Linked DNA regions of Homo sapiens: regions 1 and 3 are each linked to region 2. A link is an interaction called in ENCODE POLR2A ChIA-PET data of the cell type or tissue named here. Cell type or tissue: MCF 10A. All regions are shown on one strand. Region 1 has its middle 73 kb from the start of ACKR3. Region 2 holds the start of LOC105373949 (a long non-coding RNA gene). Region 3 has its middle 120 kb from the start of ACKR3.

Region 1 (2,500 bases), 130 kb before region 2:
TGTGGCTCTGGAATAAGGCAGGCCTGGGTTTGAATCTCAACTTTCCCCCTAACCACTATCATGGCCGTGGAGCTGTTACCAACTCTTCTTGCACAAGGCTGATAACATGCACGTGTAAGGACGTATGAAATAATGTATGCAAACAGCATCTATGGTTACGACAAATGAAGCCCGTGAAAATCAGTTGATTGCGTTGGCTCGGTACTCTGCGTGTCCTGGCCCCCACATCAGTGTTCCTTAATCTTTTTTATTTTTAAAGGCACAAACTCCTTTCAAAGCCTGATTAAAGCTTTGCATGCTCTCCCCGCAAAACCCACGCATACATTTTTCAAGGAATTTCAGATGTTGTATGGACACTGGTGTTGAGAATTGCTACTCTTGACTTGAGGACAGGACTGCTTTTGTGACTGCCATCTTATCTGTCATTGCGCCATGTACAAGTATAATCCTACACAAATGCTTTAAAGATAGAATTTGCAAAACTGGCATTGTGATATGCAAGGCATCCTATGCATAGACAAAAACTAAAACCACCATAAAAGGCAAGTTGGGATAATTGGGGAAATTTAAGTTGGGCGGTAGAGAAGATGAGATTGTTAAATTCATGTTTCCATTCTTAGGGGTGATCACACCACTTCGGTCACCTAGGGGAAGATCCTTGCTCTCAGGGTGGAACTGTCAATGCTGTAGCTCCATGCTCCTGGGGTCTTACGGCTTTCTAGGTCCCCACTAGGAGTGGGTCATTTCCCTGGCCAGCTCCTGTGAGTGGTCAGTGAGAATCAACTTGCTCTATTCAATCTTCCCTTAACTTTGCCCCTCAAATTCCTAAGCTCTATGGAAGAAGATTTTACTTCTTTCATAAGAAGTGGAGAGTTTCCCTAAGCCCTCCTGGCCATGGTACAAATACTTTCTGAGCTGATGGGTTTCCAGCTCGTAAACGGCCTTGGCACTGGAGTGGGTCTTTCTTGCCATGTTTCCGAACTAAGCATCATTTCTTTACTTTCTTGATGGGAGTTGGGTTGGGTGTACCAGGATGAGGCATTCTGAATCCTCAAATATCTTGGGATTGATTCTTCCCTAAAAGGCTGTGGGCATGTGAAAAAAGTAAACACCGGGGAAGTTAGGAGGCTGGGGTCTGAATGAACTTATTCTGTGACCTTGGACAAAGCATTTGATTTCCCGGGGCCTCTGTGTTCTTGGAGGCTACCTAAGGTCAGTGGACTCAATGCCTCTCAGTGAGTGGTAAACGTCTGAGCCACTCGTGGAATATTACAACCACGCAGAAATCCCAAACTTCCAAACACATGCCTGGCTTCCACTCCTGGGAGCTCTTAATCAGCAGGCCTGGGGTGGGGCCCGGTCTAGGGGAAAAAGTCCGCGTAATATTCTGATGCACACGTCTGTTGGGGAACCACGGAGTGGAATGACGTCCAACACAGCTCCTGCCAGAGGAGGGGCTGTTAAGTGGCTTCCAAAACAAGCTGAGGTTCAGAAACACAGCCCCGTGAGGCTGACTCAGTGTTGGGGCCATTCACATTCTTCCTGGATGAGGTCGCGTCAGGCAGTGCTCTTTTCTCCTCCACCCGTAGCTTACAGATGTGGGGTGCCTCCCTCCAGCTGAGGGAGGGAGTGTTTTCACGCACGCTGGCCGGCCCTGTGCCTTCCAAGGGGTCGTTTGAACTCAAGTGCTGCAGTCGAGGCAAAGGAGTCCCTGGGATGACAGTTGAGGTGGGTTTCAAAGAAGCCTATTTTCAGCCCGGGAGGGGCCGGCTTCTGCACTCTCCGAGTTTCCCTGGAGTGCTGTCACCAGCCTCTGGCTGCCAGATTTCACAACCGGTGTCTGGGTTTGCTAGAATCACACCCCCTTTCCAAGGAGAAGCCAAGGCTTGACCTAGCCACGCTTTTTGTGTGTTAAACACGAAGCTGATTCTGCTCCCCAAAATGAGAATTAACATCCTGGGAGTGTCAGAGGCTGGTTTTCCTAAGGATTTTAGGGATTTTGGATCTTGTTTCTTCTAGGGTTCACATCTTAAAATATGGTAGCCCAAGTAATGAATTGCCTCAGAACACATTTATGCAGCCTCTAGTTGTCCTCTGTCCAACATCTCGAACAAACTCTGAATACCTTCCTTCTGGGCCCTTCTTTCTGAGAAGCCCAGGTGAAGGGCACTGATGCCTCAGTTGGGAGGGACTCCATGTTTGACTGGGTTGCGCGTCCTATAAACTGGCCACAGTTCTCCTCATGTTACCATGGTCCCCTGGCCATCACTGCCTTCCATGGCCCCTGGAAAGGAGTATTTCTGGCCCCTTGATCTCCTGAATGACACCAGGCAGCCCACCTGTGCACTCCAGGTACCATCTCCCCACGTCAGTCACGCTTCCAGACTCAGTCCTCCCGAATAGTACGCACTGCAGCCTATGAGAAAGCAGAGTAAAATGTTATCTTCAAACACTCACAAAGTATGTGTAGTGGATTGTATGGTGGCCCGTTTGAAAAAAT
Region 2 (2,500 bases):
GGGAATAGGGAGGGGCTTCCAGGAGCATCTGCAATAAGATGCTAGGTCCAGGGAGGGGCAGTGGGGTGGTTGGAGGGGAGATAAGGCTAAAAAGGGGGATCTGAAGTCTAGAATTGTCCTGTGGGTAAAGAAAAGTTCCTGCAGGAGGGACATGGGGCAGGGGGGCTTCATCAGGAAGTGCTGAGGGACAGGAAATCAGACAGAGATGGCAGCTGGGCATCCAGATGTCTGGCCCCAAGGCTCAGACAAGGGCAGCTAGGTAAGTGTTGGAGTCATCATGACTCGATGGGATCCATTCCATGGGACCATGGGTGCTATGAGAGCGGGAGGGAAAGGGTCTTACCTTCATATCTCCTATCCCAGCACAATGGCTTGGGATAAAACAAATGGCCACAATGAGATCCTGGGCCCAGGTTGGGGCACAGGATGAAGGGCAGAGTAGGACGGGCAGGGTGGAGGAAGGATCTCCAGGACCAGCGAAGGAGGTGAGCTCAAGGTGCTCACCATGGATGGTTCAAAAAGCAGTGTTCCCTGGCAGGTGGGCACTGACCTACCTGGTGCCCACTCCTAGGAGAACTGGGAGCAGACAGGGAGGCATCTAGAAACTTTAGGATGCAGTCTTCCCTCTGGTGACATTCGGGAACCAGCTCCGTGGAAGGTAATTAAAAATGGCCATCAGGTGTTTATGCTGAGCAAATCGAGGAACAGCTGGGGGGTGCCCAGCACCTTCCCCTGGGTGGGTTTATTGCAGATGCTCTCCCAGGGCAATGGGCAGGGGTGAGGTCACAAAATCGGAGATACCATCCTCCTCCCCCCACTGCTCATCTTCTGTGACTCTGGACAAATAAGAGCTAAAAAGATCCCCTTAGGTTGAAGGATACAAATTCCCTGCCCCTGAGTGTGTTGACCCTGGGGGTGGCTCAAACCTGATGAGCTGGGTCAGTGTGACAGGCTCCAAAGGCTGCATTCTCTCAGGGGAGAAGAATGTGAATGTGCTTGTTGCATCTGGTTTGGGCAAAATTCCTGTCTCTGTCTGCAGATGCCCTGCCTGGGTCGGGGTCTGAAAACCGCAGGTGGAGCAGACACTAGCTCATGGTGAGGCTGCATGCGGTGACTCAGGTCCCAGAGGAATCCAGGATAGCAGGCAAAAGTGTTCACAGCTCCGCCAGGCTCACCGTGAGGCTGCAGTGACTCAGAGCCCAGAGAGATCCAAGATGGTAGGTGGAAGCATGCTCAGCTCTGCCAGGCTCACAGTGAGGCTGCAGTGACTCAGGACTTAGAGGGATCCAAGATGGCAGTGCTCAGCTCCGCCAGGCTCACAGTGAGGCTGCAGTGATTCAGAGCCCAGAGGGATCCAAGATGGCAGGTGGAAGCGTGCTCAGCTCTGCCAGGCTCACAGTGAGGCTGCAGTGATTCAGAGCTCAGAGGGATCCAAGATGGCAGTGCTCAGCTCTGCCAGGCTCACAGTGAGGCTGCGGTGACTCAGGACTTAGAGGGATCCGAGGGACAGGTGGAAGCAGGCTCAGCTCTGCCAGGCTCACAGTGAGGCTGCAGTGACTCAGGACTTAGAGGGATCCAAGGGGCAGGTGGAAGCATGCACAGCTCTGCCAGGGTGGACCCAGGGCTGTGTGTGCTACCAGGGGTTCCGTTGGGAATTTACTAGCACCATATGGGGGTTCCTCAGAGAATTAAAGATAGAGCTACCATAGAATCTGGCAATCCTGCTACTGGATAAACACCTGAAAAAATGGAAACCTAGATCTTGAAGAGCTATCTGTGCCCCCATGGTCATTGCAGTCTCATTCCCAACAGCCAAGAGATGGAAACGGCCTAGATGCCCCTCCGTGGGTTAATGGAGAATGTGGTATATGCATACAATGGAATTTTGTTCAGTCTTAAAAAGGAAGGCATTCTGACACATGCCACAACATGGATGAACCTGGAGAAACATGGAAGAACCTGTGTGCTTGGTGGAATAAGCCACACACAGAAAGATATGCATTGCATGGAATCCTAAAATGAGGCAACCCCATAGAAGCAGAGAGTAGAATGGTGGTTGGCAGGGGCTGGGGGCTGGGGAAATAGGGAGATGTTAGTCAAGGGGTACAAAATTTCCCTTGTGCAAGCTAGGTTCTGCTGATCTAATGTGCAGCCTGGTGACCATAGGGAACAATATTGCATTGCACACTTGCAATTTGCTAAGAGAGTGAAAATTAATGTCTCAACACAAAAAGAGGCAACAATGTGAGGTGATGGGTCTGTCACCTGGCTTGAATGTGGTGATCATTTCACAATGTGTACATCTATCAAAACAACTAATTGTACAAATTAAATATGCACAATTTCTAGTTGTGAATTATTCCCCCAATAAAGCTAAAACAGTTAAAATAAGACACATTTCTTTCTTTCTTTTTTTCTTTTTTTGAGATGGAGTATTACTCTGTCACCCAGGCTGGAGTGTAGTGGTGCAATCTTGGCTCAGTGCCTCCACCTCCCGGGT
Region 3 (2,500 bases), 82 kb before region 2:
AGCCTGGGGCCTATCTGATGACCGTCCTGAGACCCCAGCCCCACAGCAGCCCCCAGCCCACCTGCCTTCCTCAGCCTGCATGGAAGCTCCTCCATTCCCTCCAGGCTTAAATGGGAAGCCATTTCCAGACAGGAAGTGGAGAAGGGGAAAGTCAGCCATCCCATCAGCCTTTTCTGGGTATGTGGGGCTTGTCAGTGCTTGGATGGGGTCCCAGGCGGCTGGGGCGTTCTCACCAGGAACTGGCAGTCACAGGGTGGCAGGCAGAGCTGGAAGTCAGGGCAGAGGGCGGGACAGTGCGGGGGCTGGGTCAGAGCCAGGGCAGGCCAGTGCGGTGCCAGCTCACTGCAGGCTCTGCCCAGAAGTGTGTGGCAAAGACAGATTTCAGGTGTGGGTGTCTGGGATGAAGGCAGAAAGCAGGGAGAACTCAGATGGAAGATTCTGGAATAGGATTCACAGAGTCAATGGTCTGGGGGTCTCAGTGTAACTGGTGACGATAGCAGGGAGGGGGCCTCCCTGGGGACGGGGGTGGGTACAGAGGAGACAGGCCACACCCTGCTGGGCAAGGATGGCTTCCTGTGGGTCACCAGGGAGGTTGCAGGAGAAAAAATTACAGAGCTTGCCCAGAATATGCCACCCTGTTTTTGGGGTTTTATGGTGGTAAAGCTAAGTCTGCAAATTGCACTTAGAATAAATGCAAACGTATCTGGTGGCATTTTGTTTCTCTCTCATTGCCAGTCTTCTGGAATCAGGGCTGTTGTGTGTTGATCTGGGACTCCCGGGCCCTGCCTCTGTCCCTGGCCTCGGCCTGCTGGCTTGTGTGGGACCTGAATTTCGGGAGCTGTGTGCTGCGTCCTCCCGCTTCCCTATCTGGCCTGTTCTGCAGGATGGGAGGGCCAGGGGCTGGGAGTGTGTCCCCTCCCACCCTCCCTTGGAGGCTGAGCTTGGTCCTTTCAGGAGCATCAGGGTAGAGCTCCACTGAGATGGAGCCACTGCTGACTCCTTTGGTGAAATGATCCATAAGCCCCTGACTTCTCTGTCCTGAGAATTTGATTTCTTACTTTTCCAGGCTCGTTTAAAAGGAGGCACGGTGGCAACTCAGCTTATTATGGAGACTCTTTACTGCAGCAAACACACTTGCTCTTTCTCTTCTAGTTTCCTCATCTGTAAAAACAATCACAATTGTCCCCGACACATCTCCACCGAGAGTTCCTGAATGCCGTGGGAATAGTGTGCTGTTAGGGGAATTATTCTGGTTTCCAGGGCGATGTGTGTGCTGGGAGGGCCCTGAAATGGTGGTTGGGGGTGGGGAGGGGTGGGAAGGATGTGGAGGAGGCACCCAATTTCTCAGGAGCTGGTGCTTCTCCCTGCCCTCCCTCCCATGGGAGGAAGCAGCCGAAACTTGATAAGGGTTGTATTGCTTTTACCAATAAAGGGTTTCTCCTGCCGCCGCAGGCGGGGTCTGTCGTGGCTCTGCAGACATCGCACACACTCCTTCTTCACTGGGCCCCGCAGGGACTCAGGAGACAGGGCAGTGGTGGACGCTGTGCCTGCAGAAAGGACCCTGTCCCTGCCCACGGAATTGCTGTGATGAGGATGCTCCGCTGGGGGACTCCTGGTCGTGAGTCCAGGATAAAAGAATGTCTTGTTCTCAAGTGGAGAGGGCCCCAGAACGGGGATTTGAGGTGGAGCATTTTGAATTGGCGTGAATCCAAATGATTGCATACTCCAAAATATGACCTGTGTTCTCCTGACAGAAATGCACACAGGGGAAATCAAGCAGCCCAGACGCTGCTGGGGGGCAAGCGCAACTGGCAAGAGGCGGTCCACTCAGGTCCCATGCCATGGTGCATTTCCATGAGCCGGGGAGTTATGGGATATTCTACCTGGGTAAAAGTATTCTTCACACTCAGAAAGCAATTGTGTAGCCCTTTAGAGCTCACTCGTGTCAGGTGCAATGCAACTAGCTATGTACCTGTCCACTCCTGTTGCCACTTGCAGATTCCCTGAGGGCAAGGACTGGGCCTCTCCTCCCTCCCTCCCTCCATCCCTCTCTCCCTCTTCTTCTTCTTCTTCTTTTTTTTTTAGACAAGACAAGGTGTTGCTCTTGCTCTGTTCTACAGGTTGGTGTGCAGTGGCACCATCATGGCTTACTGCAGCCTCAACCACCCAGGCTCAAGTGATCCTCTCTCCTCAGCCTCCTGAATAGCTGGGACCACAGGCAGGCACCACCATGCCAGGCTAATTTTTAAACTTTTTGTAGAGCCAGGGTCTTACTATGTTGCCCAAGCCGGTCTTGAACTCCTGGGCTCAATCAATCTTCCTGCTTTGACCTCCCAAAGCACTGAGATTGCAGAAGTGGCTTTCTTCTCTCCCTTCCTCCCTCCCTCCCTTCCTCTCCCCCTTCTCTTCCTTACTCCTTCTTTCAGATCCCCAAAATACAGTTGCTGGAATGTGTAAGTGTTTAAAATAGAAAATATATTTATCTTGCTGATTAAAGAGC

The links. ChIA-PET counts read pairs that join two places held together with the same protein. Peaks named below come from ENCODE experiments on the same cell type or tissue, not always from the same donor. Only the 100,000 strongest peaks of a DNase experiment are listed, where the experiment ranks them.
Region 1: POLR2A ChIA-PET joins it to region 2 with 10 read pairs; 3 of 35 experiments call an interaction of 5 or more read pairs at or near these places.
Region 3: POLR2A ChIA-PET joins it to region 2 with 12 read pairs; 2 of 35 experiments call an interaction of 5 or more read pairs at or near these places.

The regions. Positions count from the first base shown.
Region 1 is chr2:236,641,381-236,643,880 of GRCh38, forward strand. No RefSeq gene overlaps it. Among named protein-coding and RNA genes, the nearest start is that of ACKR3, 73 kb to the left of the region's middle. In MCF 10A, no CTCF peak of the experiment used is centred here; DNase peaks (open chromatin) are centred at 1,441 and 1,831.
Region 2 is chr2:236,769,037-236,771,536 of GRCh38, forward strand. It overlaps LOC105373949 (a long non-coding RNA gene), which reads left to right and starts at 116. Exons shown (of 5, transcript XR_924026.3): 1 at 116-259. In MCF 10A, no CTCF peak of the experiment used is centred here; a DNase peak (open chromatin) is centred at 1,365.
Region 3 is chr2:236,687,501-236,690,000 of GRCh38, forward strand. No RefSeq gene overlaps it. Among named protein-coding and RNA genes, the nearest start is that of ACKR3, 120 kb to the left of the region's middle. In MCF 10A, no CTCF peak of the experiment used is centred here; no DNase peak of the experiment used is centred here.